Regions from separate parts of the Mus musculus genome. Here regions 1, 2, 4 and 5 are each linked to region 3. A link is a loop called in an ENCODE intact Hi-C map of the cell type or tissue named here. Cell type or tissue: heart. All regions are shown on one strand. Each heading gives the region's core, and the rest is flanking DNA. Links, peaks and the distances in the headings are about the cores only.

The links. Hi-C counts contacts between places; a loop is a spot of excess contacts. Peaks named below come from ENCODE experiments on the same cell type or tissue, not always from the same donor. Only the 100,000 strongest peaks of a DNase experiment are listed, where the experiment ranks them.
Region 1: it touches region 3 in a loop (1.9-fold over the local background); 2 of 42 quality-filtered maps call a loop at or near these places.
Region 2: a loop joins it to region 3, with 2.0 times the contacts of the local background. A loop is called at or near these places in 8 of 42 quality-filtered maps.
Region 4: it touches region 3 in a loop (3-fold over the local background); 8 of 42 quality-filtered maps call a loop at or near these places.
Region 5: it touches region 3 in a loop (2.2-fold over the local background); 2 of 42 quality-filtered maps call a loop at or near these places.

The regions. Positions count from the first base shown.
Region 1 is chr10:8,945,794-8,951,868 of GRCm38, forward strand. No RefSeq gene overlaps it. Among named protein-coding and RNA genes, the nearest start is that of Gm51794, 60 kb to the right of the region's middle. In heart, for the core only: a CTCF peak has its summit at 3,625 (motif pointing right); a DNase peak (open chromatin) is centred at 5,678.
Region 2 is chr10:8,802,723-8,808,797 of GRCm38, forward strand. All of the region lies in intron 4 of Sash1 (SAM and SH3 domain containing 1), which reads right to left. Among named protein-coding and RNA genes, the nearest start is that of Gm25410, 18 kb to the right of the region's middle. In heart, for the core only: no CTCF peak of the experiment used is centred there; DNase peaks (open chromatin) are centred at 1,769 and 2,859; H3K27ac peaks cover 534 bases.
Region 3 is chr10:8,883,564-8,889,638 of GRCm38, forward strand. Sash1 (SAM and SH3 domain containing 1) reads right to left here and starts at 2,507. Exons shown (of 20, transcript NM_175155.4): 1 at 2,161-2,507. The coding sequence starts at 2,295. In heart, for the core only: a CTCF peak has its summit at 2,892; DNase peaks (open chromatin) are centred at 2,488 and 2,838; H3K4me3 peaks cover 3,194 bases; H3K27ac peaks cover 2,175 bases.
Region 4 is chr10:8,789,841-8,795,915 of GRCm38, forward strand. The region is part of intron 4 of Sash1 (SAM and SH3 domain containing 1); the gene reads right to left. Among named protein-coding and RNA genes, the nearest start is that of Gm25410, 31 kb to the right of the region's middle. In heart, for the core only: a CTCF peak has its summit at 2,713 (motif pointing right); a DNase peak (open chromatin) is centred at 2,731.
Region 5 is chr10:8,965,050-8,971,124 of GRCm38, forward strand. No RefSeq gene overlaps it. Among named protein-coding and RNA genes, the nearest start is that of Gm51794, 41 kb to the right of the region's middle. In heart, for the core only: no CTCF peak of the experiment used is centred there; a DNase peak (open chromatin) is centred at 3,462; H3K27ac peaks cover 1,396 bases.

The DNA.
Region 1 (6,075 bases), core at 703-5,702, 63 kb after region 3:
AATGTTCTAGAATTAATGCTCTCAGGGCACAAACTGTCTCTATCTAAGCACACCCCCAAACACCTCCACCCCCATCCAGAGGCTGCTTTATCCATCCTCCAGGTTTAACTCCACCCACACAAACTCTGTCTGGGGTTTACTATAACTTCATTCAGTTTAATAACCCTGAAAAGAAGGGTTATAAAAACATTAATTTTTGAAGGCATCTCAAGGGGAAATTTTTAATACTTTATTTTTTTATCTTTTTTTATTTTTTATTTTTTTGGTTTTTCGAGACAGGGTTTCTCTGTATAGCCCTGGCTATCCTGGAACTCACTTTGTAGACCAGGCTGGCCTCGAACTCAGAAATCCTCCTACCTCTGCCTCCCAAATGCTGGGATTAGAGGCATGCACCACCACGCCCGGCAATTTTTAATACTTTTAAAAATAACCCAACAAAATACAAGTTTCATAAAGTGCTTAAAAGTTGGTGTGTGGGGCTGGTGAGATGGCTCAGTGGGTAAGAGCACCTGACTGCTCTTCCAAAGGTCCCGAGTTCAAATCCCAGCAACCACATGGTGGCTCACAACCATCCGTAATGAGATCTGACTCCTTCTTCTGGAGTGTCTGAAGACAGCTACAGTGTACTTAAATATAATAAATAAATAAATCTTAAAAAAAAGTTGGTGTGTATTGTGTTTGGTTCACACAGATAAGTCTATGTGTGAGTCGCATCAGTGAAGAAAGAGAAGACAGTTGCATTAAAATGTGTATATTTTAAAAAATCATACTCTAGAGTGTACTCAGTGGCCCTTGCCATACAAACTTAACAGATATCCTGAGATACAGGGTGGACTGACAGCATTTACTCCTGAAAGCTATCCTTTAACTGCTACAGGAACACTGGCATGCACACACATGTACAGCCACGTACTAGTGCTAATATATAAATAGAAAATAATTTTGTTCCTTTGTATGGTGAATGTGACATGATGGAGCTAGGTACCGAGAGTCATCAGAGACCCTTGGAGCTGTGAGTTCTGTCTTCAAGGGGAAAGACCTGAACTATTCATTAAACTCTCTCTTAAGAATGCGTTAAATCATCTCCAGGCATCAGTAGTTGCTTTTCATTTCATTCTTGTTTATTTGTTCTATGATGATAATGATTATCATTATTACTATTACTTAATTTTTTATATTAAAAGCAAATTTATTAGGAAGCTGCTTTCAGGCATGTTCCCTGGCCTAGATTGAGGCCAGGGGAGTCACCATGGGGAGAGATTGGCCGGGGAGGAAAGAGAAAGAGAAAGGGTGCATGAGCAGAGAAAAGAGGAGGAGAAGAGATGAAAGATAGAGGGCTTATTATTCTTTTGACAAGGTCTCATATAGCCCAAGCTAGCCTTGAACTTGCTATGTAGCTGAAGATGGCCTTGAACTCCTGACCTTTCTGTCTCTAGTGCTGGGCATGTGCCTCTATTGCTGGGTTATAAGGCATCAGTATCAGGGGTATTGAGATTTCTGGATAGGACAGAAAGGGATGTCTCCCTCCATCTCTCTTTAAAGGAAGTGACCTAGATAAACCATCACCACAGTCAGTTTGTCTGTTTGTACAGAGGCTGAATTCAATAAATGATTTCTAAAGCAAAGTTCACACACAGTGATGGCATATCAGCTAAGTCCTGGCGGGCCGGAGAGGGAGGCCTTCTCTCCAGTTTTTTGAAATCACCACTAACTACCATCCTGCTAACATTTCAAGGCCTCTCCCACCTTGGAGCTTGAATTTATAACAAAAGCTGAGAGGCAAAATTTAGCTAAAAAATGGGACTTGATGTACAAGGAAACTTGCGAGTTCATAAACACTAGGAACCTAGATTGTCGTGGTTGGCTGCATAGGATACAAGAGAAACTATTCCCAAAAATGTAATTTCTAAATTCTGTCCTTGGTTATGGGCATCACCAATATATTTATTAAATAATTAGGACCGGTTTAAGAAAAAAATGTTTTTGCATGGAAGTGGCTGGGAGATTTTGGAAATCAAAGTAGGTCATTTTTAAAAAGTGCAGGTAACACAAAGGCAGAGTGTTTGGGAGTGACTCCTGGCTTATGAATCAGGAAGTCTAACTGCTTGTTAGTCCTAGGGTAGATCTAGCTGACTGTCTAACCCTGCCCCTGGCACTTCCCTGTTGTTCTGGTTTCCTTGCTGTTGCTGTGATAAATGTGCCGACCAAAAGTGGCTCGGGTGTGTGCACGTGCTATTTCAACTTATAGGTTAAAGTCTACTATGGAGGGCAGCCAGGGTAGGTGCTCAAAGAGGAAACTGGAGGGGGAAACTGAGGCAGAAACCATGGAGGAACATAAAGAAGGGCTGCTTGCTGGTTCACTTTCTCTGATGCTTGTTCAAATACATTTCCTAGGCAGCTCAGGCCTCCTTGCCTAGATCTCACAACCCATAGAGGGCTGGGCCTTCCTGCATCATTTATTAATTAAGAAAATGCCACATGGACACAAGCCAACCTGAAAGAGGCAATTCCTCACTCGAGGTCCCCTCTTCCCAGACAATTCTAGTTTGTGTCAAGTGGGTCAAAAGTACCCAGCACAACTGACTTCCACCTTTCTCCTGGCCCATCCATACAAAGGAAGTGCTGGTCTGTTAGATCTTCCCCAAACAGCCAGAAGAGGAACTCTGTGGCCTACGATGTCGTGTTTGGTTTTGAATTTGGGTCTTAGGAGCATACTTAGTTATGCTCATAAAAGCAGTGTCTACCAGTGTCCAGTGCTTAGTGGTCCTGAGTTTCATCAGGCAAAGAACCACAGTACTCCCCTGAGATGCTCTTTTTTCACAGTCAAAAGAGACGTCTGCTCACCATTGTGAAGGAGCTCGCATACTTCAGGAGCATCCTGTTAGTGTTACCATTAAGATTTTCTTTCCATGCACCTACTTTCATTTCTTGATTTGATACCAAAGGAATCTTCTTCAAAATCAACACGTATAATACCCAGGTTGTGTCAAATTGTGTCTCACCCCCATCCCCAAATTCCAATACCAATGTCTTGGTCCCTATAGCTCAGAATGTGACCTCATTTGGGGAAGGATTTTTACCAAAGGAATGAAATCAGGAGGAGGCAATCAGGATATGGCTGAGTCCAATTCTAATGGTGCCCTTATAAAAAAAAGAAAAACTTGGTCACAGAGACACACGGGCAACGAGAACACTGTGCAGGAAGAGAGACACTGGCGAGCCAAAGCCTGAAAGCGATCCTCCTCTCTTGGTCCTCAGAGGGAACCAGCCCTTACAACACCTTGGTCATAGACTTCCACTTCCAGACTCTACAACATTAAGGCAATGAACCATGTGGGCCACCACACCAGTGCTTTGTTCCGGCAGCCCTAGTTAGCAAACACAACTAGCATCTTCCAAAGCCTGGATTTTTCCATTGTATCTTTATCCCACTCTGTCCCAGATTCTCACCACACACAAATCAAGGCATCTTAGTGTCTGAGGATGGTGGGATGGAAGAAATGAACTCCATGGATGGGCTGACCAAGGGGAATTCTTCAGTAGTCATTCATATTTAGTTATTTTTTCTTTTTTAAAAGATTTATTTATTTCATTTTATGTGAGTACACTGTAGCAGTGTTCAGACACACCAGAAGAGGGCATCAGATCTCATTACAAATGACCATGAGCCACTATGTGGTTGCTGGGAATTGAGGACCTCTGGAAGAGCAGTCAGTGCTCTTAACCACTGAGTCATCTCTCCAGCCCTTAGCTTTTCTTTGAAGTTAAAATTGTATTTATTTATGTGCATGTGTGTATGTGTGTGTATATACTTGCCTTTGGAGATCACTGAGTAGCTTTGGGGAACTGAGAATTGTCTCTATTACTATGTAACTTCCACGAGTTGACAATAAGTTATCAGAGTCAGGTATAGTGTTACATGCCTTTATTCTCATCATTCAGAGGCAGAGGGAGGCGGTTCTCTGTGAGTTTGAGGCCAGTCTAGTCTATATATCTAGTTCCAGGTCAGCCAGGACTACATAGTGAGACTTCATCTTAGAACACACACACACACACACACACACACACACACACACACACACACACACACACACACACACAGTTACCAGGCACCTTTAGCCACGGAGCTATCTTGCTTGCTCTAGTTATTTAGTTTTATGTGATCAAAGTACACATGTACGTATGAGACTTTCATAATGAAGTCCATAATTTTATATATAACCAACGTTAATTAAAAAAGTTCCTTACATTTCTCTTGTCTTCCACCTCTCATGCAAAGTTAAGACTGAAATGATCCAATAAAGCACAACAAAAAATTCTCCACAAAAAAAAGAAACTAGCCGAGGAGAGGACACACAGCGGGGACACTCCAGACTTCGCCCACATTCAAGGTGAGAGAAAAGGCTGCTTAGCTCTATAATCTAGGAAGCAAGCATGCAGCACATGGCTCCCAGAGTCTATGATATACCCCCTTAAATACTTTTCTCCAAATATAAAAAAAGGCAGCAACGTGTTTTTTCATATCACAAAAAGGTAGGCTGTATTGATTCTCCCTTTACAGCACTTTGTCTAAATACAGGGCCATTGTAGACACAGCTCAGTGGTGGAGCATCTACCTCAAATGGATGAGGCTTGTATTTGATTTCTAGCACAGAAACAATGAAAAGAAAAGTAACAGATACTGAGGCAGGGGGTGGCAGACCTACATTCACACAAACACTTAGTACACATGGCAAGTTGTAGTTTCCAAAGATAAAATGCAGACTGAATCTAACATGGTCAGTCCCCAATGCGGACTCTGGCAAAGCTCCAAAGAGAGCAACCTGTGTAAAGCCATCAGGAAGCACTCACAAATTCCCCAACTTTTAGATTTATTAAAGCCCATCTCCAGAGTCTTTCTTCTCAAAGAGCACAGAGGAAACCGGTCTGTAAATACTGACAATGTTTATAACTCAAAACTTGGACCAAGTAAGACAGGCTTCTAACACGGCAGGAAATGGGAGGGAGGGAAACCTGCAGGTTAACTACACAGGCCAAGCAGGTGGATTTGGGCCCAGAAGGAATAGGATTCCTGGAAGCGACTTTTCAGAGACTGCATCCAAATGTCCAGGAACTCATAGATCTGTGGTTCTCACGGAATTTGATGGCTGGTAACGAGGTCGTCTGGAGATGCCTGGTGTGGGGCAGAGTTGAGTCTAGCTCCTGTACTTGGAACTCAATAGCTGTTTAACTTTGTTTTTCCTCACATATTTATCATCTGACTGTGACCTGGCAGCTTGTCTGTACATAACTCACAATAAACCTCATCTGCCTAAGTTTCTCACTAGCACTAAAAGGAATTCTGAAGGCTTTATAGATCCCTGCTATATATCCTTTTTGGAGGAAGAAGAGTAAAATTTAGTTATGGCTGCTTCATGTGCAAGTCAGTTTCCACTGCACACACTCCAAAAAGCCCACTGTGCAACCTTATTTCACAATTCAGACACATCTTCTCAAATGAAAGAGTTCTCCCAGCGAGTTACATGCCGCTCCAATGTGTTTTTCGAAGAAAGGATTTCACAATGTTGAAAATCCTGGGCATCAATCAAGATGTCCCGACCTTGAAAGCAGCTGGCCACAGTTCTTCCACAGAGAGAACCAGCTAACTGTTGTATCACTCGCTGTTCACGCAGTTGCTCAGCACACAGGGGCTGCTGCTCTTGGGCTTCATAAGGTTTCATGTGGGTCTGGCGTAATTCAGGTGTGAAGGCTGCATGCAGTACCCCGCCCCCCCACTCCCAACTCTCCAGGGATGTTTTAATGCCTTGCTTCCTGGCACTGGCTGCCGATAGCCAACTAGGGATGCTGTAGAAATCGCTGGCTCCCAGCCTTGCTCCCTGGGAAAGCTCACTAGATGGTACAGTGGGACTCAAAGGTTCCTGGTCATTGCACAAGTTTGGGACATTTTGTTTCATGGCTTTTAAATTTTTATTTCTTTTACTGTTACTAATTTTTGAAATTATAACATAATTATAACATGATTCCTTTTTTCAAACCCTTCCATATATTCCTCCTTCCTCTCTTTCAATTTTATGA
Region 2 (6,075 bases), core at 355-5,354, 81 kb before region 3:
GATGCGAATGCAGACGTTCTCCAAGCAGCCTTGCTGGTCCTGTCTTGGGCTTGGAATTCACTTCTTCTCTGTTCTGCTGAGAAACCCTGCAGGAGTTTTCAGCTCCCTCCTTAAGAACCTGACATGGAGTAGGCTGGCACAGCTCCACTGCATCAAATCTTCTAGAATTCTCTTCCCTTCATGGATTCCGGGGTGGGCCACCGCGGCATTTTCTGGGAGGTGCAGACAGCGGAGGTGGAGGGAGCCACTTTCTCTCTGCCCTTCAAGGTCAGCACAGGCATGAAGACCAGCCGTGGCTAGCAGGTGTCACTGCTGCTCCCTTGGGATTTGGGCAGCCTGGGACAGCAACTGGTCTGTGTCGCTCATAATCCTGTTGACTTACAGACTCGAGGCATGTTGACTTGGGGTGGGGGTGGGGAAAGATACCAAAAACTCCTGCGGTCCTCTTCGAGGATGGATTTAAACATTCCCTTGGGGATGCTGACAGACGCTGTGGACGCACACCCATCCTGGCTGGCTGCAGTCTGTCTTGTTTCTCCCACTTTACATGCATACATTACAAGCTATGCCATCTGACAGTGGAGGAACTGCCTCACCCAGACTATGGAACCAGCCCCTACTAACGCATGTGGTCAAATCCCAGAAGAGCATACAGTGTGGGCATGCTGCCTCACTGAGATCCTAAGTTATACAGCCTTAAATGCCCACCCTCCAAAGTCCTCCCCGGCTCCTCTTTCCCATGATGCTTTGCACGCTGCCTATCACTGTTTGTTTCTATCTTCCTACTTCCGGGATCTCGTAGGTTTGTGCATAAGCCTGAAATGGGGGCAGTGTTTATTAAATTAAGTCTTATTAGCTGCCTAGCCCATCGAGGGTCTTTCCAAAGGATATTACTCTTTTATTCTCCAAGAAGTAAGGAAGGCCTTGCTGCCTGCAGACAAATGGGCCTGGATAGGAGGTTTTGATCTTCCTCGGCCAAGTCTCATGGTCTTAGCAATCATATAACCTTTCTGTACCTTGGTCTCCTTAACTATAAGCCCATCCAAATTATAGATTAGTTAGCAGGATTAAAAAGATATACAAAGCTGGGCAGTGGTGGCACACGCCTTTAATCCCAGCACTTGGAAGGCAGAAGCAGGCAGATTTCTGAGTTTGAGGCCAGCCTGATCTACAGAGTGAGTTCCAGGACAGCCAGGGCTACACAGTGAAACACTGCCTCGAAAAACCAAAATAATTTAAAAAAAAAAAGTGAAAAGAGATATGCAGGATGGAGGTGGGGGGTGGAGAGATGGCTCAGCAGTTAAGAGCACTTTCTGCTCTTGCAGAGGACTTGGGGCTGGCTCCCGGCACACATACAGTGGCTCACAACCATCTGTGACTCCAATTCTAGGGGATCCTATGCTCTCTTCTGACCACCACAGGCACCAGGAAAGTGTGCTGTGTACTTACACACATATAAGTAAAACACTCATGCACATAAAACAAAAATAAATAAATCTAAAAAAGGAAAGAGAGGCACATGGATCGCTTGGTAAACTCCAGTCAAGTCCCCTCTTATTCTGCCTGTAGCCTGCATATAGATGTGAACTGTTTTCCCTTCCTTCAGCACTGGCCCAATATTCTCTTCACTTCTAGGGCAGGAGGACAGACAGCAGCCACATCTATGTGTTAAACATCCTTGGCTGCAGTGCCCATCCCCCTCCAATGGCAGCACACAGCCTGCCACCTCGCAGGAAGCAACCCGGGCACGTGGCCTCCAGCTGGGGTTAGGCCAGCTGGAGCTCACTGATCAGACAGAATGAAGAGCAACAAACAGCCTTCTCGGTCAGGAACAGCTGAGGCAGGGAACATTAGTACAGCTGCTGTCCATCCCCCAGTCCCTGCATTCAGGAATGTCGAGCCCCTCAAATATGCCACGCAATGGCGTGCACACATGTGGACACAGAGAAACGCACAAACACAGACTTCAGCACGCTGAGCACATTGGGCTCCAGCAAAGTGGCTGTGATTTCTTAGCTTCTCCTCCAACTTGTGAAATTGGAAAGGAAACAAAGTCAGGTGGAATAATGAAAGTTTAAGTGGCCACTGATTGGTTCTGTGTATGGCCCCATCCATGACAGATGCCCTAAGGACTTCTGCTGGGAGCAGCACAGCCCCCTAAGGTGAGGGGACAAGCTAGGTACTATGCTGGGTATGGGCCAGCCCTTGGGAAGACCTGTTACTGTGTCCAACTAATCTATTAGGAGCTCAAAGCTTAAAAATTTCAAACCCACTGTTTCTGATCATGAGGCTAGCAGAGCTGAAGTTCAGGTATAGATTCTGCTGGGCTCTAGAGCTCATACCAACCACGGAGGCAACCCCAACATCACTGAGGTCAGCAAATGGAAGGCACTTGAAGTAAAGGAGCCTCCAGAGGCTTCTCATCCCAGCAAGGTGGACGTGTACAAGGGAAAGCCCAGACTGGTGAGCTGTCCTGGATGAATCAGAGCGGGGCGAGCCTTCCCTCAAACTCCTGGACAGGACCTTGCCCTTATGCCCTTGGCCTTCACATACATGGTAATTAGCAAAACTATTAAGGCAAAAGAACACACAGCCCATATGCTAATACATGGCTTTGGTCCAACACACTTATCTCCGGAACCTAACCTATGCTGACTACAGTACGAGGACCGAATTATGATAGCCCAGGCCGTCCTGGTTCTCTATGGTACTGTGTCCACCTCCCAAGACAGAGAGACTGCAGAGAAGCCAGCCCATCTCAAACAGGCAGGATAACTAGTTAACTTGTTCAAGGGCACAACTCATGTGACTTCCTCAGACCCAGGCCTGGAGCATGCAGGCCTGTGCCTCATGGGAATACTGGTGGCCCATCCCACCCCACATCCCTGTCACAAACAGGATGTAGAGACAGGATGCATTAGTCTCAGCTCCAGAGGACACGGCTTGACCTGGATTTCCTAGCTATCTCAGGCCCTGATTTGTTCTTTTTAGTGAATACGTTCTACTTCCAAGGATGAAGAACCTCTCCACCTGTGAACTCCCACATCCAGGAAGGTAGTGCTGAACCCTGGTCTTGTTGCAGAAAGGTCTACATGACACCAGACAACTCACCCTGTTCACAGGCGGGGGAAGCCCCAACGCCCTCCTAGAGCCACGCCCACAACCATGCCTGTAGAGAAATACTATACTACAAAGGGAATAATTTCTTACAAGTTTCTAAAAGAGTTAGATGGTAAGTTACCAAGAACCAGACACAAGGGTCTATTATTAATAGACTTAATATAATAATTGCACTATCAATATAATAAATTCTCTTTCAAAAGTACATTTTCTTTCTGTTTATATGACACATTTACAAATATATATACACACACACACACACACACATATATATATATATATATATATTAACCAAGCTGATGAAGACAAGAACACATTTGTGCACACAGAGACCCACACACAAACGGTGACAGTAGCATTCTTCCCAGAAACCAAAGGTGAAAACGATACAAATGCCTATCAGCCAGTCATGGGTAAAGCGAAGGCCATATGGGCATGCGTAGGGGAATGCGTGCATGCATACAGTGCCGCAGAAGCTGCAAACTGTTGGAAAACAGTAGGGTAAGTGACAGGAAGCCAGCTACCGACTACTGTGGTGACGTCTTTGAAACTCTGAGCATACTAGACACAGCTGAACAGCATCCTTATTGCCTGTGTGCAGTGCCAGCCATCAAACCCAAGGCCACACAAGAGTGTTCTACATTCCCTAACTGTGTCCTTTTAATGGAAGGACTGCAAGGCATACGAATTACAGCTCAATAAAGGAATTACCAAAGATGACATAAAAGCACTTCTTCAACCAAATAGCTTCTTTCAGAAGCTAAAAGAATTGAACAAGTATGGGGTTTTACGTGATGTTATGCGGTGTTTCTGCTTGAAGATGAAGACAATGAGAGGAGGCCTGAAGGGTGCAGGATGGAATCAGGAGGAGACTGTCCAGAAACAGATGGGAGGATAGTGAAAGCTGGGAGTCTCTCCACTAAGTTGTTTTTAAGATGACCTTTAGTGTTCGTTATTGCAGGCAGAAAGCATGTCATTAAGCGAGTTTCAGTTTGGGGAGACACTGATACATGCTAGGAAATGCCAACTAAGAGGGGTCTTCTGCACAAGTCATGTCATGCCTGGGAACAATCCGTTGTCACATCCTATTTCAAAGAACCCAAGTCATGGAGTGAGCTTGACGCACGTATCAAATGGGCTCTAATTCGCAGCCCCAAGAAGATCCAGAGGAGGAAGCTTTAGCTTCCTGCCAGGCCGACTCCTGTGAGGTTCAAGAACATAATCACCAGCGCCATGGGCAAGGGCATGAACTTGAGCCATATTAGACACATAATAGCAAAAGATAAGACTACAGAGTACTTACTGTGCGTTAGATAGCTTACTAAGTGAGGTAATTACTATAATTACATCCCATTTAGTCAAGGAACTGGCCCCAGGATTGCAGAGCTGGTGCCCAAATCCAAACCCCAAGTCTGGAACCAGGCAGGTCATCCCTACCCGATGGCCAAAGGGACACCAAGACTGGACCGGCATGTCTGTGTCCAGCTCTGGAACCTTAGGCAAGCAAACTGCTCTCAAAAATGGTATCTCCTTCCAAGGAGCTCATGAACCATGGAGTGACAAGAGGCGATTAAATGACTAGTATAAGAATAACTGGCTGGTGTCAAGGATGAATCCAGAAAGACCCCGCAGAGCCCGAAAGCTCATAGTTGAATTGCCGAGGACAGATGGGTCTTACTCAGGTAATGACGAGAGGTTTAAATTATATGTTTCAACATGTCATTCCTGGCTAGTGGGGTTGTGTTGGCAGGTTATGGAACCTCTGAGACAGAACTCATGGTGAGGGATAGACTTTTAGGCTTCGGTCTGACCCCCTATTCCCAGCGGGAGCCCTCTGGTTCCTGTTCAGCTACCAGGATGTGGCTGGCTGCCTCATATTTGTGCTGCCAGGGCTAGAAGCTGGCACTACCACTGTGCTCGCCACACCGAGATGGCCTGAATCCTCCGAATCCTGTGCCAAGATAAATTCCTCCTCAAACTGTTTCTGTTGGCTCTTTGGTCACAGCAACGCAAAAGTATCTCACACAGGGGAACATCCCACGGAGACGGAGAGCAAGTTCAGAGGCTAAGCACACCACACAACAAGCCCAGCCTGAGGAACCTGCCTGGGGAGCGGGTGACACAGGGCATGAGGTTACCTAGTGGGTGGAGAAGAGAATATGACACACTGGGCTCGAAGAGAAGAAGGAAGGAAGCCAAGTCAGAAGTGCAGGGTGGGTCGGGGGGAGTCAGGCACTGAGCAAGAACTCAACCAGGGGCAACTTCCCTGAAGACAGGAAGATGGAGAAGAAAGGCCAAAGGAGTACACAGCTTTCTAAGCATGGGAGAGGGGTGTGAAGGGAAGAGGGGTTAACTAGGTGGGTGATAGGAAGGTGACACATTAGGAAAAGTCCTCAGCTGCCAGACAGGGCAGGAAAGCAGTGCTGAGCTTCACACATGCGTGGACAGGCCATTCATCCATCACCAAGTATGTCTATCCCATCCACTGCTGGAGCACAGAATCTGCTCTATTGCCACCTTTGGCTCCATTTATTTATCTGCCTTTTCTATTGCCCTATATATTTGGACTTTTCCTGGCCATAAAAAGTTCAAGTGTAGTCACTGGAATGGAAAAAGGTGAAACTAAATCAGCGAATGTTCAACTCTGGGGAAAGACTTAGTAAGAAACAAGTTATAAATACTGGCCGACGGTGAAGCTTTGCGATTTATTTTAGACTTTGCCTCCGTGGAGAGATAAAGGCCGGAGGTCCAGCTTAGGTCTCAGTGAGTGTCTATCTGGCACCTGTTTCCACGAGCAGCAGACCGTAGGTTGTAACTGCGTTTTACCTAATGCAAATGAGCCGCCTGACTCCATGTCTTTACCTTTCTCATTGAGACCAAACACCTGGCAAGAAAGAAGCAGGGAGGGAGGGAAGGGTTTACTTTGGCTCAGGCTTGAAGGGATCCAGGTCATGA
Region 3 (6,075 bases), core at 326-5,325:
CACGTGGAAGGCAGCTCTCTAGTGGTAGCAAGAGCCCTCCTCATAACATAGGACCTTCCCACTAGTATGTACAGAGGCAGGGCAGCCAGGTCTACCTCTCTGCATTTTACTACCGAATGCCCAACGTTTGTCCCAAAGGAAATGGAGACTGTATAAAGGACAGGAGAAGGGCTGGACCATACTGACGTTCTCTCCTGCTTCACACTCAACTCCAGGCTGAGTAAGAAAACATCTATTTTCTCTTTCATCTGCTCTTTGAATACCAGGTTTGATCTTCTAGGGCCCCACCCCTTCTTTTACCTCAGCCAAAGAACACTCAGCTACAGCTACCCCGACAGGGCTGGAATCTGCCAGGGAAAGGGATGCAAATATTCAGAAAGGGTGACCTGCCAATCCTCCTCCCCAAACAGCACTCGGTGTGACTTTCACTTTTCCCAGCACTCCCCTCCCCCACCCACCCACCCAGGGCACACCCACCTAAAGGATGGCAACAGGAGATACTATCAAACCAGCATTCTCTGACTGAAAAGTCAGAGTGGCTTCTGGGCAAGAACCAAGATAAGGTGTCTGCCGGTCTAAAACTTAAGATTGTCTGTCACCACTCACAAAACAATCGCTTGATTTCCTGCAATTCAACTGAGCATTGTATGTATCTCTGAAAAAGTTTAGGAAACGCAACAGATTTTAAATCCAAAAGACTTACGTACACAGCATACATACATAAAATTCTAACGTAGGTAAATATGTCTTTTATTATGTATTTGAAAGCACAGACAGAAATCTTTAACCCAGGAAAATGAGATACACTGAACTTCAAGATGTCCAAAAAGATGAGACATAGGCTCTATTTGCAAGAAAAAATATATACAGAGCTGTATTCATTGACCATCTACCATTCATCTGGCAATATGCTGAGTGCATCATACACATGGACATAGTGCCTCTCATAAAACCCAAGACACATGTCTTCCTGTTTTTCAAGTGAATTGGAGAGTCAGGAGTGAATGACCTTGATATGGTAATTGTAGACAGACAACTGGGGAGCAGGGATTTGAACCAGGCTAACTAACTTCAAAGCCCAAGACTTTAACCACTATGGAGAAAACTAAACACTGTATCGTGCCCAAAGAGGCACTGCTAAAACCCTGGGGAGCAGGGATTTGAACCAGACTAACTCGCTCCAAAGCCCAAGACCTTAACCACTATGAAGAAAACTATATCGTTCCTAAAGAGACACGGCTAACACCAGAGACACGGCTAACACCCTATCCATCCAAGGTAAAATTTCATCCTCAGTAGAACTACTTTCCAGAACTAAGATAAATCCATAGGCAGTTTTAACCACTGGCCAGTTCAAAACCTCTTTTGGGGGGGTTTGGTTGGTTGGTTGGTTTTGGTTTTTGGGTTTTTTTGTTTGTTTGTTTTGTTTTGTTTTGTTTTTGATTTTGGGTTTTTTTTGTTGTTGTTTTTGTTTTGTTTTTGTTTTTGGGGGATTGTTTTGTTTTGTTTTCGAGACAGATTTTCTCTGTGTAGTCCTGGCTGTCCTGGAACTCACTCTGTAGACCAGGCTGGCCTCGAACTCAGAAATTCGACTGCCTCTGCCACCCAGGTGCTGGAATTAAAGGCGTGCGCCACCACGCCCGGCAGTTCAAAACCCCTTATCAGCACAGATTCAGCAATATATGCCTTATTGTTCTCAGCGCCAAACATATAAAACAAATATCCTGTAATTCTACAAACTAGAAGAGCTGAGGGCAGAGCAAGTAAACACCGTGGTAGTTCTGCACAAGGAAACGGTTGTTTTCCTCTCATGGGCACAGGACAAGCCCTGTGCGGATAAACATCAATACCGAGAGGCCATGAGGAGTCCACTCGCCAAATATTTACAAGTAGTATTTACATCTACTCTTTCTGGCTTTTTCCACGCCAACTTTTCTAAGCAGGTGTCCCTAATTACAGTCGATTGTTCAAGAGGTGTCTCTGATGTGACCCGACAAGTAGGGGTTTTTTTTTTTTGTTTGGTTGGTTTGGTTTGGTTTGGTTTTTCTAAATTACAGTTTCAACCCCTATATAGAGAATACAGCGGAAAGAAGAAGGGTGACCAATAGGTGGGCGAGGGGTGAGCCCCGCTTCCCCCGCCTGCCTCCCCAGGTAGCTCACCAGGATGCCCATCACGTCGGTCCAGAGGCGGGAGATTGACTCGGAGACACCGGCCTCGGGCTCCAGCTCCCGGGCGGGATCCACCTCCGGCTCAGGCTCCGGCGCCGGGCTAGCAGCTCCCGCGTCCTCCTCCATGGCCGCGTCCCCGTGCGTCCGCGTCCGGGTCCCCGCGCTGCCCACCGCTCGCAGCAGCGCGTCGGCCGACGGGGCGCAAGTTCCCCGCCCGCGGCGTCACCGGGCCGCGCCCCCGCGTCGCATGCCCCAGGCTCCGCTGGGTACGAGCACCACTGCCAGGACTGGCACCTCGATCCCGGGCGACCGCGATTGACAACTCCAGAAACTTTTCCTAGCCCGGCCCCGCGCAGCAACAGGGTAGCTGGAGCAGAGTCCACAACACTGGCTGCGGCGGGGAGTTCACGGGACCAGGGAGACAAGAGCCACACCGCACGGGTGCTGCGTCCTGCTTCGGGGACCGGCTCCGGGTGGCACACCACTCGCCTCTACTGGAGAGTTTGTGCAGGGCTGGGCAGGGGACAGTGACGCCTGTGGACCCGGGCTAATTAGTCCTGGACCCCTCTCTTTAGAATGAGCTCTTCCAACTCCACATGACTCCCTCCCCTCCAGGCTCAAGAAAGCGTTTAGCAACAAAAGGTGCTCTGATGTCAGGCGCTTTGCATGGAAATGAGCCTCAGCCTGGCCAACAAATCGCCTTTTGAAAGCGCCACCGCGCCACGGGCCCGGGGCCCTGCACAAGTCCCCAATCGCGCCATTCACCCGCGCCTTCCGCCACTGAAACTGCAGAAAGTTAATCTTTAAGCCGCTCGCTGAGTTCGAGTTTAAGAGGAGTCCGTATGGTGACAACCCCTGGAATTACAGTCCTGTCTGTCAGGCTTCTTGGAAAACAAAGTGTGACAAAGCTCGCCTGGTCACGAGCCATTGTTTGGGTCGTAAGTCCGGGCGTTTCGGCTCCCGAGTGGCCGCAGTGCTGTGCACTTCTAGGGTTTTCGGATACTTAAATGAGACCCTCTCTGAGCTGTAAGGGTGTGTTTTGTTTTGTTTTGTTTTGTTTTGTTTTGTTTTGTTTTGTTTTGTTTTGTTTTACGTGGAAGAAACAGGCAAGGGGTATGTTCAAAATAAAAGTTAATTTTATGGCCGCTAAGCCCATGCACAGTTCAGGCCTCGATATGTTAATCAAGTGAAAATGCCAGAGGGAAATATCCCTGAAGAGGTCCTTTTTCCCTCTTCTCCCCCTCCTCCTCCTTTTAAAAACCAATCAAAAAATTTTTTCTAAGAGATGACAGTGCCTATCCTATTTGATTTTGTGGCTGCTCACTTTGTGAAACTAAAGAAACCCACGGAATCTGCCCCTTATTAAGGAGGTGGAGTGGAGAGGGGATGAAGTGAGGGTCCCCCGGATAGAACAATTACTTCTGAAGTGTCTTCATCTCTTTCTCAGCTTTCATACATTGAGAACAGCAGTCTAAGTAATGGGTGAATAGCTCTCACCCACAATGTCAAAACGTAAAAAGAAGTAAAACCCTAGCATAGCAGTATGGGCCTATAAGGCTGGGAAGTAGAGACATCGGGATTTTCGTGGCTTTAGTGGCTGCCATTCCAGACAGCTGGTAAGCTCCAGGTTCATGGAGAGATTGATCATGTCTCAAAAAATAAGGTGGTGTATGGTAGAGAAAGACACCTGACATCACTCTGCCGTCCACAGGTATGTGTATAAGTGAATGTACACACACAAGATTTTACCACCCCTTCTCAAACTTTTTTGGTTGGGAGGGTAGTGTGTGTGTGTGTGTGTGTGTGTGTGTGTGTGTGTGTGTGTGGTGTAGTGTAGTAACTGAAGAAGAGCCCTAGAGTCTGAATCAGTGGAGCCAGGCCAGAAGTTTCTCTGGGCTAATGCAGTTCCAGATGTTGGGATTCAGGGCTGGGAGGAGTGAACTAGGTGCCCATTTAACATTTCAAAGTGGACCTGGCCTCTAGATTTTTCCAGAATCCCTCAGTCCCCTTTGCCTGGCCCTAGCCTACCAGACCTGGGCTTCCCCTCCCCCAGGGGCTCTTCCCTATATAATCAGACATTTTGTTTTCTCTCCTTCCTCCGTCCTTCCCTCCCTCCGTCTATTTCTCCCTCAACACTCACTCTCTCTCTCTCTCTCTCTCTCTCTCTCTCTCTCTCTCTCTCTCTCTGCATCCTCTTTCTTAATTTCTCCCCCCCCCCACCCTCTTCCTTTCTGCATGGTGACTTTCCCTGGTCTTGTTCCTTGGGACTGGTGAACCGATTGAGAGCTGCCCCCCAATAAACCTGCCTTTCGAACTTAATTTGTCTTGAATTGGTTTATCCTGTCGTCGGAGAAACCTGTGTCCCAGCTGCCAGCTGCACTGGTGCTGTCTGATGCTAGGAGTCGAAACAAACTCCACTAAGGAAGAAAATGGTTTTATCTATAAAGACACCAAAATAAATGGTGAGAAAAGGAAAATAGACTTTATAGGGATCTTTAAGGTGGAGACATGCAGTCTGCTCTCTGCATAAAAGCCTACAGAGTGAGTTATGCAAGCAGGAGTGGGGTTGGGTCTAAGAAGAACCCATCCAGACACCAATCAGGACTCTATGTCTTTTTGACTCAGATGACCTGAGGGCCTTTCCATGCTACCGTTTCCCTATCCAAGAGGAAGTAAAGTCAAGCTAATTGCTACCCGGCTGGCCCTTCAGAGGCCAGGATGCTTCCAGGTCACCTAAAGCTAGCAAGGCCTTGCTGTAACACATGAGCTACATCTGAACCTTAGCTAGCATTTGGCGCTTATAGCAGGCTGCCCTTTAATCTGCTTCACAGTGAGCTCCCTTTCCTGGCAGTGCCTCTCACCTGGCTGGGGGAAGGAGATAGACAATATGTTGGGGGTGGGCATATGGCTATGTCTATGGTGGCAAATTACATTTTTGCCTGACTGTCTAGTGACCCCTCTACTTCTGGAACAGATAATTTTGACCAGGGGCTTAGTGGTTAAGAGCACTGACTGTTCTTCCAGAGGTCCTGAGTTCAATTCCCAGTAGCCGCATGGTGGCTCACAACCATCTGTAATGGGATCCGATGCCCTCTTCTAGAATCTCTGAAGACAGCTACAGTGTACTCATATAAATAAAATAATAATAATAATAAAGGTGAAACAGAAGTGTTTGTCTCTCTCTCTCTGTCTCTATCTATCTTTGTGTGTGTGTGTGTGTGTGTGTGTGTGTGTGTGTTCTGTCTATTTTTAATGACTTAAGCTTATACACCCCAACACAGACAGAAAGATCAGGAGTTAAAGGCTGGCTTTGGCTATATAAAACACTCAAAAATAATAAACAAACAAACATAAGTAAATGCTGAATCTCCTTATCAAATTTCATGAACTAACTTAAAATGTAACTAAACATTGCCCGAAAATGAGTCTTTTCTCCTACAAATGCCTTCCCAGGTCTTTAAACTATTCCTTTTCCTTTATCAAAGAATTACAATCATCCCTCATCTTCATTTTTCATCTGATTTTGGTCTATGTTTGATTTCCACAAACCCTGTCAAGGTAAGGAAAGTGTAAACTCTGGAGAGAGAACACTAAGATCCTATGGCTCCACGATGCCCTTTCCACCCAGGCTCTCTTCCAGCTTGGCCAATGCTTTTGTTTGTTGATATTATGGATGGTGGTGCTTTGAATAAGAATGGACCCTGTCGGCTCCAGTGTTTGAATGCTTAGACAACTGAGAGTGGTGCTGTTTGGAGGGATTTGGAGGATTTAGGAGTTGAGCCCTAGTTAAAGTAGGTGTGGCCTTGTTGCACCGGAGGATAGGAACTAAACCTCTGAAACAAAAAGCAATTAAATGCTTTCTTCTATGAGAGTTTCTGTGGTCCTGGTGATGGTTTGAATAAGAAT
Region 4 (6,075 bases), core at 333-5,332, 94 kb before region 3:
CGGTGTCACTACAGGTCGTCTGTCTGTGAGCTCAGCACTGGGAATGTTCTTTGCCGCAGGAACGTCTGTAGGGTAAGTGAAGAAGAGTATGTACATCAGAGCAACCATATCAACACCACAGCACAGTGGCTGCTTGGCAGCTGGAAAACAGATCTGTGTACACAGGGAAGGTGGGAGATGCGGTCAAAGTCAGACTCAACGCCCAGGTGGAGGGGCAGCCAGTAGAGAGCTCCTGTAGTTGGTGACTTCCAACTGGCAAGGGTGACAGTTGGTTTTGCCAGATCTTGTAAGACTCAAAATCAAGACAGAGATCTGCCAGTGAGAGCTTCATGCTTTGGAGCCATGGCAGATTTTTTTTTAATGCATCCAAGTTAATCAACCTGTGTCTGTTTGGCATTCTACCTTGAACCAGGCTGTCAGCGTGAGACAGCCGACCCAGGTAACCCCAGGTAATGTGGAATAGTAACAGCCAGTGAGTGAGGCGCTTCTCTGGGAAGAACTCAGACAATACCAACTTAGAGCACGATAGTCGGAGAAGCAAAGAATATTAACATGGGGCGGGTGGCAAGTAGAGATGAGATCAAAATCCTCATTCGCTGGATACAAACTGTAGAGGACAACGTTGGTGCCCTTGGGCATGCCAAAGAGCTTGCATCAGAGGAGAAGTTGGGAACTTAGAGACTTAACACCCAAATCTTCTCTCCAAGTTCACTGCCAAAAAGCAAGATTTAAAAGATGCTTGGCTAAACACTGTCTCTGCTGCCCAGAAAGCCAGTTGTGAGGCCAGGTACTGAGAAATGAGACTGAGAACAGTCAGAGGAAACGTGGCAGAACTGTAAACATCTAACAGAGACCTTGCAGGTCCAGGGGCCTCAAGGATTTAAGGGGCAGAACGGAGAGGGGAGGTTTCTCATGCAGTCCCCTCCTCCCCACCCCCGTGATCAAGGCATTACTTAGATGTCCGGGCACTGATGGTGACAGGTGGGTTGGTACCCAGACCCCGTGAGTAACATAGTGCTCCACACAAATACACCGTCCCACTTCAGTAAGAAAACATACCCATCACCAAATTACGCCCCTCTCCCAAAGCTCTAGACTCTATTTTCCCTCCTCCTTTGTACTGCAAAAATAAGAGATTCAACTCACATCTACCCAAAAGGCTGCCCAGCGGTAGCCATTCTAAGTTCTATAAACATTCAGACAAAATATATCTAACAATATCACATTAGGGACAAAGGTATGGAGAAATGAGGCTTTGGGTTAGAGAGTGGGTGTTTATGAAGAAGGATGCTTGCTGGGACAAAAACCTACCTCGGTTGTTTGAATGTCTGTCTAGCACACCCTGGGTTTGACCCATCACTGCACAGCACTGACGGGAGTTGGTGTTCTTTTGTAATCGAAGCACTTGGGAAGTGAAAGCAGGAGGGTCTCTACTACACCAAGGCCAGTCTGGAGTTGTCTCAAATAAGCAAACAAGGAGGCATCCAAAGATGACGGGTGGGGTCTGGTTGGTCTTGACTGGAGTGCAGGGTACAAGGAGATCAGTAAAGCGTTTCTAGATACGTCTCTGAAAGTCCTCATAGATAGGGAACTAAGGGGAAAGGCTCACCCACCTGAATATGGGTTTTATTATCTAATAGGCTGAAGCCTAGATGGGCTAAAAAGTGGCAAGGTGACAGTCTCCGTGATCAAGGACTCCACAGTAAGTCGACATTTACCAGACATTGTGACGTAAGCACTGTTCTCACCGCATGCCTCCTGCTCTCCGTGCCTCCATCTTACCTCAGTCCCCAAACAAGCCAAAGCAGGAGCCCAAACAAATCTTTCTCTCTTGTTTCCTCTCTGGTCCTTGTCACAACGTGACACAATAATACACACCAGAAGTCAAAAAAGCAGGGACAACTGCAGGCTCATGACCACAGGTAAATTATGAGACCAACAGAGACTGTCAAGACTGAGCCATCGGCTGGCTATGTGGCAGGACATGGAGGAAGGGAATCTTTCAAAGAGTGATCATCTTTGGGCTGTTCGTGAATTCCTAGGATCTGAACGATACTGACCATTGCTAAGAACCAACTACGTGAGATATCTGCAGTGCTGCTTAAAACCAGCACCAATGAGGTCAGAACTCCCCAGCCATTTTTTCTTACACCGAAAGAAATATGTTCTCAGGCAAATGGTCTGCAGAAATCTTTAACTCCTCTGAAGACAGAGAATAGTAGATCTTAATGGATTAAGTGACTTTTAACTATCACTCGATGTATATTCCGATTTTATAGGAAGTGATGGTCCCCACGAGGGAAGGTAGATGGACAGCTTGTTGCTTGGTGGCCACTTGGCAGTCCCTAGGGATTACACCAAGTGGCCTGCTGTGGCCTGGCTGTCTTTGAAATGTATGCCTTTCTCTCTCTGGGTAGAATGAAGATTAATCATTTCAATCCTATCTTTGCTATTTTCGAAAGCTCCTTTCTATCCCAAAGCCATCTTTCCATACTGTCAGACAAATGCTAATGTCCACTCCCATAAATAAAAATGCTTACAAATTTGCCATTAAGGACAGGCTCGTTCTCACTGCTACCCAGACATTACAAAATCTACTCATAGGCTCTACCCCAAAGTACAGACTTTGTTACTTTCATTCACTCTCTTCAAATTATCATGCATGTTGGGTAATTTTATCCTCTGGTTTGTCCATACCCACACTTCCTGCATTGCCCCAGATGGCCTGAAGATGGCACTGTAGATTCTTCTTTCAGCGGTGATCTAGAGCGTGGAATTTTGTTTTTAATTTTTCACAAGTTTACAACACACGGACTGGCTAGTGTGAGGCTCCTCAGCTCACCACCGCTCAAGAGAGAAAAGTGACACCATATGCATTTGGACAGAGCATTTGGACCTGCATAGCTGAAGGTATTGCACCTAGTCTCAATAAGTCTGGGGATGTGATTTCTTGTTTACAGGTCAAGCGGTCCCGGGTTCAAATCCAGGACAAGCCTGTCTTAATTCTCCAGCAGGAAGTCAGAGTGAACGTGTTTTCTAAACTATGGTTAAGACCCCCCCTACATTGCTAATATGTGAACATTTCTCCTTAAGATACCTAAACTACTTTGGCTGTTTTCTAAAGACAAAACTCATTTAAGAAAATTCCTAATTTAAGGAATTATTGGATTAAGAAAAGAAAGAAATCAAGGGCGCATATCCTCAGAACGTGGACCATGTCATTCCTTCGTCCAGGCATTTCCAACCATCCTTCCTTTCTTCCATTCGAATTCAGACCCCAGTGAGTCAGGCACTCGCTGGGCCACAGGGAGATTGGCTAAAGGAGACAGGTGAAGCTTTGCAGCTTTGGGGCTGGGGTGAGGAGGCAGGAAGGGCTGCAGGGTCAGTGGGGGGTAGTGTGGGGGTGGGGATGGGGGGGGGAGGAGTATGGACAGGTGTAGGAGACCTCCCTGAAGAGGTAGCCTTCTTCAAGTAGAGCAGGAGTGGCTGTGACATTCACACCCCAGCGAGGCGGAAGAACACAGGGCGGAAGCGAAGTAAGAGTCTACCTTGGGCCAGTGGCATCAAGTGGGGGAGAGGTGAGAGAAGGAGCCAGGAGCATATGTGAGACCAGAGCTGCAGACAAAAGCTTAATAGATATTAGTCATATTATAAAACAATAGAGACAGTGGAGTATAATACAGAGAGACTGGGGGCTGGAGAGATGGCTAAGTGGTTAAGAGCACCAACTGTTCTTCCAGAGGTCCTGAGTTCAATTCCCAGCAACCACAGGGTGGTTCACAACCATCTGTAATGGGATCTGGTGTGTCTGAAGACAGCTACAGTGTACTCCTATACATACAGGCTGGAGTTAAAACTTGTCAGTGTTTATAGTTAGAGTGCTGCGTCACTCTCAGCCCAGGCTGTACACAGGCTACCCTACTTTCTATGGAGTTTCTTGCATTAGTGAAGACATCCTCATTAGATCACCCACTGGAAGGATGAATAGACACACGTCAGAATGTATTCCCTGAGCCTCTGTAGAATTCAACCTTCAAAATCAAGAAATGTCCTGCGCGATTGCCAAGCCCAGCGCCTTGCAGCATCTCTCATCCCTCCATGTCTCTTGCCTGTGCACACAGGAAGGACTAGCCTACCACACTTGCGTCTAAGAGATGGACTTCAAGGGCGCACTAGAATAGACTGGCCCTGCTCTGTCACGACTAATGGACCGAGTTGCTCTCGAGAACTCGAGATGCTGTTTCCCGATCCCAAATCTAATCATACATGGATACGTGAGAACCAAGTGTTTCGGGGATACTTGAGGAGCTGGCTGCGGGGATGTTGCGGAGACACCTTCTGGTCTGCTGACGGAAGGAAAGAGAATGACCACAGTGTGTCCGACTCATTTCTTCTTGTAGCTACATTTAAGTATCCTAAGGTGCACCCAGGCAAAAACAACCCATCTCACTTTCACATGTGGAGACCAGCACTTAGCAAAAGCACAATAAATGTCGACGTTCAAAGAAAGTCCTAAACTTACCCCATGCCAGGCTTAGTGACGCTTCACTGTAACTAAACAAACAAACATACCTGTGCACACACACAAATGCAGTTATAACCTAATTTGTAAAAAGCAACATATGTTATACATTACTTGAAACCTGTACTTACAGAGATTTTTTTTTATGGCACAATAATCTTAAATCTCAGGATATAAAACTTCGGCGCGAGTTTTCTCCCTGCTGAATTTTGAATCGGGGATCTTGCTGTTCCTGTTATTATCCAGCATCACCACAGGCTGCCCAAGTGCCCCCAAAGCTAGTCACCTGCTCCTCGGGAAACAGAGAAGGGACATAGCTGTGCTACATGGTGGTAAGGCTGAGAAAGAGCCTTGCTAGGTGTGTGATAGTTTGGGGCTACACTTTGAGCATTAGAAAGGCAGAGGCAAGAGTTCAAGGCTAGCCTGGGCTATACAGCTAGACTCTTGTCTTAAAAACAGCTGACTGATCTTAAAGAAAGCAATTTCCTTTTTGTGAGCTACGTAAGTATAATTGATATTGTGCTTGGTAATATATACATACTAGATATGTATGGTATTTTTAATGTTTTTATTTATTCTTGGAGAACTTATACACGATTTTGTCATATTCTTTACCCTCCAGGGATGGGGCCTGCACTGCAGTGTGGTTGATATAGTCCACTGGGCAAAAGTAACTGATTTTTTTTTTTTTTTTTTTTGGTTATCAACTATGATAGCTTCTTGGCTAGCAGTGGGACTTTGTGTCCACTTCTATATGCAAATTTTCTGAGACAGAGTTTCGTGTCCCATGGCTGGCTTCTAACTTGATATGTGGCTGAAGACTGGCTTTGAATTTCTCCTTTTTTCTGCCTCCATCTCCCAAGCACTGAGACTATAGGAAGGCGCCACCCACCCCATAATCACGGTAGGCAAACAATATACAAACTGAGCCATCGCCCCTGGCCTAATGAATATTACCCATAAGATAGCAAATCCATTTTTTATCTCGTGAACATTCTTCTCTATTTAATAGAAATAAACACGGAACAATATTCAGCTAATACCATCTACTACCTGCCATAAAAACTCAAGAGGTCACCCAGCTGCAGGGACAAGACTGAAGTGAGGTCAGAGACAGAAAGCCTGGGCAGTAAGGAAACGCTCACTTTCAAGGTTGGGAAGAGACAGAGGCTGGCGCCCCCTAGTGCTCAGTCCTGCGTAAGTCTCTTGCTTGAGGCCAACCGTGGGCCTTCCTAGTGGAAAGTCTGCATTTCACACACATCTCAGTGCAGTCAATTCTCCAACTGTGAGGGAGAGTAATTCTCCCCCGGAGTCTTAGAACTCCATAAACATCTACTGCAAACAGCAACACCAGTCATATTTTATCAACCCAGTCAAAACACTCTCTTATTCAGACATGTTTTGTTTGTTTTTCATTTCAGAGTCCTTTCTCAGCTAGAACTTTCTTCTTCTTGTCTTTAGTTCAGCTTGCTGGCTTTTTGTTTTGTCTGAGAGAGCATCTCACACTGTGGACCATGCTGGTGTCAAATCCACAGCAACCTTCAGGTCCCAGA
Region 5 (6,075 bases), core at 434-5,433, 82 kb after region 3:
AGTGCCAAACGAATCTCCTTCGGAGACCCACAGGGAATGCAACTGCTTTTCTGAACTTTTCCTTTTTGATTTGAAATGTAGAGACTCTGAGAAGCAACACTTTCCCGAGCGTTGGTGAGGATGATTTTGTTGGAAACAATAGTCCATAATCAAATGTAATAATTGCTGGGGCTGGAGAGGTGGCTCTGCCACTAAGAGCACTGGTGGCTCTAGCAGAGGCTCCAGTCACTTGCCAGCACTCATGCCACTCATGAGGCAGCTTGTACCATTTCTATCTCCAGTTCCAAGGCTTCTGATTTCCTCTTTGGGCCTCTGTGAGCACCTCATGCTTGTGATATGCAAATATAAAGGCAGGCAAAGCACTCATACCCAGGATGAAAATAAATACATTTTTATAAAGATATAGTAATTCCTTCTTTAAACAAACAAGCTCATGTCATGAGTAACATCCTGCTCTGTTTGTACCTAAACATATGCAGGGGAGTCTCAAGATTTGGATGCCGGTGACCACGCATACATTTATGCCTCAAAAGGGCTGTAGTTTATTTTATTTTATTTTATTTTATTTTATTTTATTTATTTATTTTTTTTTTTGCAGAAGTTGCTATAGAGCTGTGGGTGACTGTGAACTTCTGACTTCCTAGCACCAGGACTATAGGCATGAGCCACGATGGCTCCTGGCATTACATACAACTATAGATTGAACTATTGACATGCACATTGAACACTTTATCAGCTGAACTATAGAGGTCTCACAAACCAGTGTATCCCTCAGACTTGAGTTTTTCATCCTTGAAGTGGCCAACCCTGAACACAGCAGCTGGTATCCACCCAGTCAACATGGCTGGGTGGGCAACTCTCAAATGTATCTGAATTGCATGTTGGGGTAGACCAAACTTGAGCGTGCCCATGTCCACTGGAGAAGGTGTTCTTACATAAAGCTTTGGCTGGTGCCATCATGGTATCAGGTCTGTCCTCTGCAGGGGAAGGATGTGTGTACCTTAGCCCAATATAATTAGATTCCCAAGGTCTTTCAATAAGCAGCATTTTTTTTTCTATTTTGTGCTCATCAAGTAGTCTTGTGATGATAGAAGATAGAAGTGCCTGCTGAGGCTTGGTACTTAAGAGTCATATCTTTGGATGATTCTATTTCTGATTATGAATTAATAATTTAGCTTTGTATGAGTTATTGTGATTGCTTGGCCAATGGGAGACTGCTTCTGAGAGACCAGTCATGCTGAGCCTCCAACTATACGAGACTACACTGAAGTCCACAGCAAACTGACCGAAGTAAACCTTATGTCTCCAGGGACAGATACTCTTTGGCTGTCTTCCTTATGAGGACTTTTCACCATGAATATGGTTTATTTCTATCATTAATTTTTTTGATATAGAGTCTTGCTACACAGTTCAGGCTGGCTTTGAACTCAAAATTCTCTTTATTTTTATCCTCCCTAGCTCTAGAATTACAGGCCTGCCTCACTATACCTAGAAGATTGAAACTGTTTTTACCCTCAAAGACTGTAAGTTCATTTCTAGCAGAAGCCATCTGCATTGTGCATACCTCGTACAAAGGCTCCCAAAAGGAAGGGCTCACTAAATGCTCATGGAATGTATAAATGGAATAATAGAAACTATGTGGTTCCTTTGGGGACTAGCAAGCATATAGCAAGGCAAACTGAAATTTACAAATAAATTTTAGAAAGATTTTCAGTTATTTTATGTATAAAAATATGCTTGCCTGTATGTACATACATGCACGGCATGGCCCTGAAGGCCAGAAGAGGGTACAGGATTCTTTGGAATTGGAAGGAAGGGCAGTTGTAAGTCTTGTCTTAATTGGTCAAGGTTGGTCTACTCCAAGTTGTAAGCACATGGATGCTAAGAATTTCACCTGCTCTTCTGCACGCGCAACACATCCTCTTAATCGCTGAGCTATCTCCTTAGCTCAAAATAATCTATCTATCTATCTATCTATCTATCTATCTATCTATCTATCTATCTATCCATCTATTATTTACTTACTTATTTTCATCATGGAAGTGTGTGTGGTCTCTGGAGGTCGAAGACCCTTCCTCCGTGTGTTTGTAGTCATCAGATACATTTCACACCTATGGTTGAGGCAAAGCATTTCCTTCCGTACACTTCTGCCCTTTGCTATATCTAGTATTGTTTGTTTTGTGTCAGGCAGATGATTGGTGGCATGGGAAGTCCTATGTATTCTCCAGCAGTGATGAGAAACTTCAAGTCAAGGAAAAGCTATTCCTAGGTGAAGACGTTTATCGAGGAATGTGAGAAACAACAGACGAGACTAGACTTGATGTCACTCAAGATCACTTTCAGCAGCAACAGACATCTCCTCTGTGCCTTAGAGAAGTCTTTCCAGAGGAAAATCCACGAACTGAATGACAACGACAGCAATTACAATGAAAAAACTTCTCTTTAGGGAGCTGGGGACCCTTTTCTGTTGGCAAAATGTCTGCTTAGCATGGGTACCCTGGATTTCATCTCCTCCATTGCACAAAACTGGTGTGGGGGTGCATGTTTGTAATTCCAGAACTCAAAGCAGAGGCAGGAGGATCAAAAATTTAAGTTTATCCTAGGCTGCATAGTGAACTTGAGGCCAGTCTGGGCTGCATGAGATCCTATCTCAAAATAAAAATAAAAGGACATTTGTTTGGGTAAATCTATCTGTCTGTCTATCTTTTTACTCTTATTTTGATTTAACTTCACACACACACACACACACCACACACACACACACACACACACACACACACACACATATGTATGTGTGTGTGTGTGTGAGAGAGAGAGAAGAAACAGATACACAAAGAAATAAGAACACATACACACACACACACAAAGATGTTTCAAAGCTTAATTCTTATTTCTTTCAAACTCAAAACCCAAACAACATACTCCATCCCATTGTCTTTAATATAATTTCCCATTTTCCGAAAGGAAGTTACCTCTAGTTATAAACTGTGCTGATAGTTTTGTACCTTTGTAAAAAAGACACAGTAGAGACTGCCAAGGATGTTAGCTATGGGATAATTAATTGTGGTAAATTAATAACATCGAAGTCAGCAGTGGCTTCTGTCAGAGCAACACTGGGCCAAGGTAAGAGCAACACCTCAGGGGTCCTAAGCAGAGATCATCTGCACCCTGTCTTTCGACCGTGTTTTGACTGTGGCTTGATGATAAGCAGTGTGCGCGCTCTAATGTCAAGGCCTGATTTTATTAGCGGCATCTGTAATTGAGTTGTTGTGGGCTGGTTGTTATCTTCTTTACCTCTGCACACAGCCAAGTTTGGGAGAGGATCAGCCAGGAACCGAGCTGGGAGAGAGAAGATTTACTGTTGTTTGCTTTCATAAGCGGACAGGAAGTTATCAGGCCGGCAGATTCTAAAAGTCTAACCCTCCAGAGCCGTGCATGTTTTCTCTTTACAAGCAGCTGTTTCTCTTGGGAGGGCTCCTGGCAACCAACTGAGCTGAACATGGGGTACTGGAATCTGGGTTTAAAAGAGGAATGCTGAAGGCTGAGAGACGCAGCTTGTAACACACACACACACACACACACACACACACACACACACTGTGAGCAGCTAACTGTGAGATAGTCTTTTGCCTCCTGGTCAGGCAAAGCCAGAATCCACTCTGTCAAACAGTGTGACCTTTCTTTTCTTTTGTTCTCCACATCCCCAGGGACACATGCTTAGCTGAACCTTCTGGACAGTGGTTCAGCTGTGACCCAGCTGTGGTCACCAGACAGCAGCCACCAGACACAGAACTCCAGAAAGATCATCAGCACCTATTGCAATGCCAGCGTCATCTGCAGTGTGCCCGTTGAGCATCAGTCAGCATGCTCTCCTAAAGACATTTCAGGTTGCCAGTGGCTCTTGAACATTGTCTTGCTCATTCTGTACCATAGCAAAGACCTCAAGCAGTCTCTTCACACCTAAGCACACTTGTCCAACCAATATTATTATTATAATAACCAGTAAAATAATTTCCTGACACTGCGTTTACCCATCCATTTAGCAACACAGTGTTCTGATAGGGTTATCGTGAGAGGTCATGGGAAAAGCCATGCCCTATGAGTAAAGACAGCTTCCCTGCATGGTAGAAAGTTATTCTCTAGTGTCAACAGGCTTTTTGTGGACGAGAACCAGAAAGCAGTGGGTGGTGATGTTTGGCTTGCAGGCAGTCGGAATGCTGGATCAGAGCTAGGAAGAGGGGAGGAGATGAGCTCTGAGTGGAGGGTGGCATCCATAGCCTATGCCATCCTCTGTCCTTTACCTGGCCTATCTGTAAGTGTTCCAGCCTTGTCTCAGAGAACTTTCGGGAATTCTGAGAATAGTCTTGGGTTAGCAAATGAGGAGATGGCTAGGGGGAGGCTGGGGCCTCTGAGACTGCTGTGGTTGTCACAGAAGAGGCTTCGGGTCTTAAATAAGTAATGAGTCTATGGGTCTCTCATGTGGCCTTGAGGCGAGTCTCCCTGCACAGCCCACTTTGGAAAAGTGTATTTGATTTAACTCTGATGGTCTGGCTTCCTCTCTTGTTTCTTAAACTAAGACTGCTAGTCACCTCTACATGCTTCACAGGGACTAGTTGGTGACAAATCTCAACAATGGCTATCATGACTACAGAGCTGAAGTTCAGAGCCAGCTTTCCAGCAGGATTCCAATCCTCTCAATCACATCCAATTTCAACTCTCCCATAAGATCTGCCAACTGCAACATCCTGTTTCAACAGGGTGGCCAACATATGGGGGTCATACCATTAGTAAGGCTAAAAATAACACCACTGCATACTGGGTGCCAACAGACCAGAGCACTTAGAGGTTTTACAGCATATAGCACCAGCTCATTGCCATTATTTTTCCTTTTTTTTGTTTTGAGCTGGTCAGTGGGAGGAAAAAGACAATACTAAAAACAGTGTAAAGCTGTAGATGATCTAATAGCATATTAAAGCATCCCTGGAAATTTCTACCAAAATATAGATAGGATGGACAGACAGATAGATGATAGATGATTGATAGATAGATAGACAGATCGATAGATAGATAGACAGATGATACATAGATAGATAGATAGATAGATAGATAGATAGATAGATTAATCAATCTAGATCAGAGTAAAATGCAGTATATATATATTTCAGTGGTAAACTGATAATCTAGAGGGAATATTAATCAGCTTTTGAGGCGATCCTTGAACCTGTAAATCATGCTGCCAATGATAAGAACAGTCTCTGTGAAAATCATAACAAATAATGGGGCATGAGGGACAAATGACAGGGACTTGGGACAGATGCACCTTCACATTTTATTTTACCCCGAGAAAGACTGAGAACTAGAAATCAGAGTCCTTGTTGTTTGAAGAGAGCCTTTGAAATGGCTTGGGCATGAACATGTTCCCAGGCCAATTCTGTGCTCCCAAAACAGGGAGTCCAAAGACAATCAGACTCTCAGAGACTATGTTGCCAAGAAAAAAGTAAAACGGAACTCTGCCTTTTTGGCTTCCCCAAAGAGTGCTCCCTCCAGGTTCCCACCACACTGGAGAAGTCATTCACATATTTTCCCACCCTTTCTGCCCCCTCTGAATCATAAGGACTTGATTTCAGCCAGTTACTGACAAAAGAAAAATGGTCTCTTAAAACTGAGCCGAAGACTAGATTTAGGTAAAACAGAGAAGGCTAATAAAACCATCAGGATGTAAGCTCGTCCGAGTGCAAACATGGAACACAACTGAAGAAGACTGACAGTTAATAAAACCCAAATGCTGAGAGTGAAATGAAATGAGTGTGTTTTCTATAAGGAGAAGGCTTTGGGACATAAACCAAACTTGGTTCTGAGGAGATAGCTCAATTGATAACGTGCTTGTCTCTCAAACATGAAGATTTGAGCTTCACCCCCAGAATCCATGCAAAACAAAACAACACCAACAACAAAAAACAGCTGAGCGTGCACATTTGTAATCTAAGTGTTGGAGAGGTAACACGGGGGAATCCCTCAGGCTTAGCTGCTGGCTAGTCAGCTTAGTGGTATCTGCAAGCTCCAAGCTGAGTAACA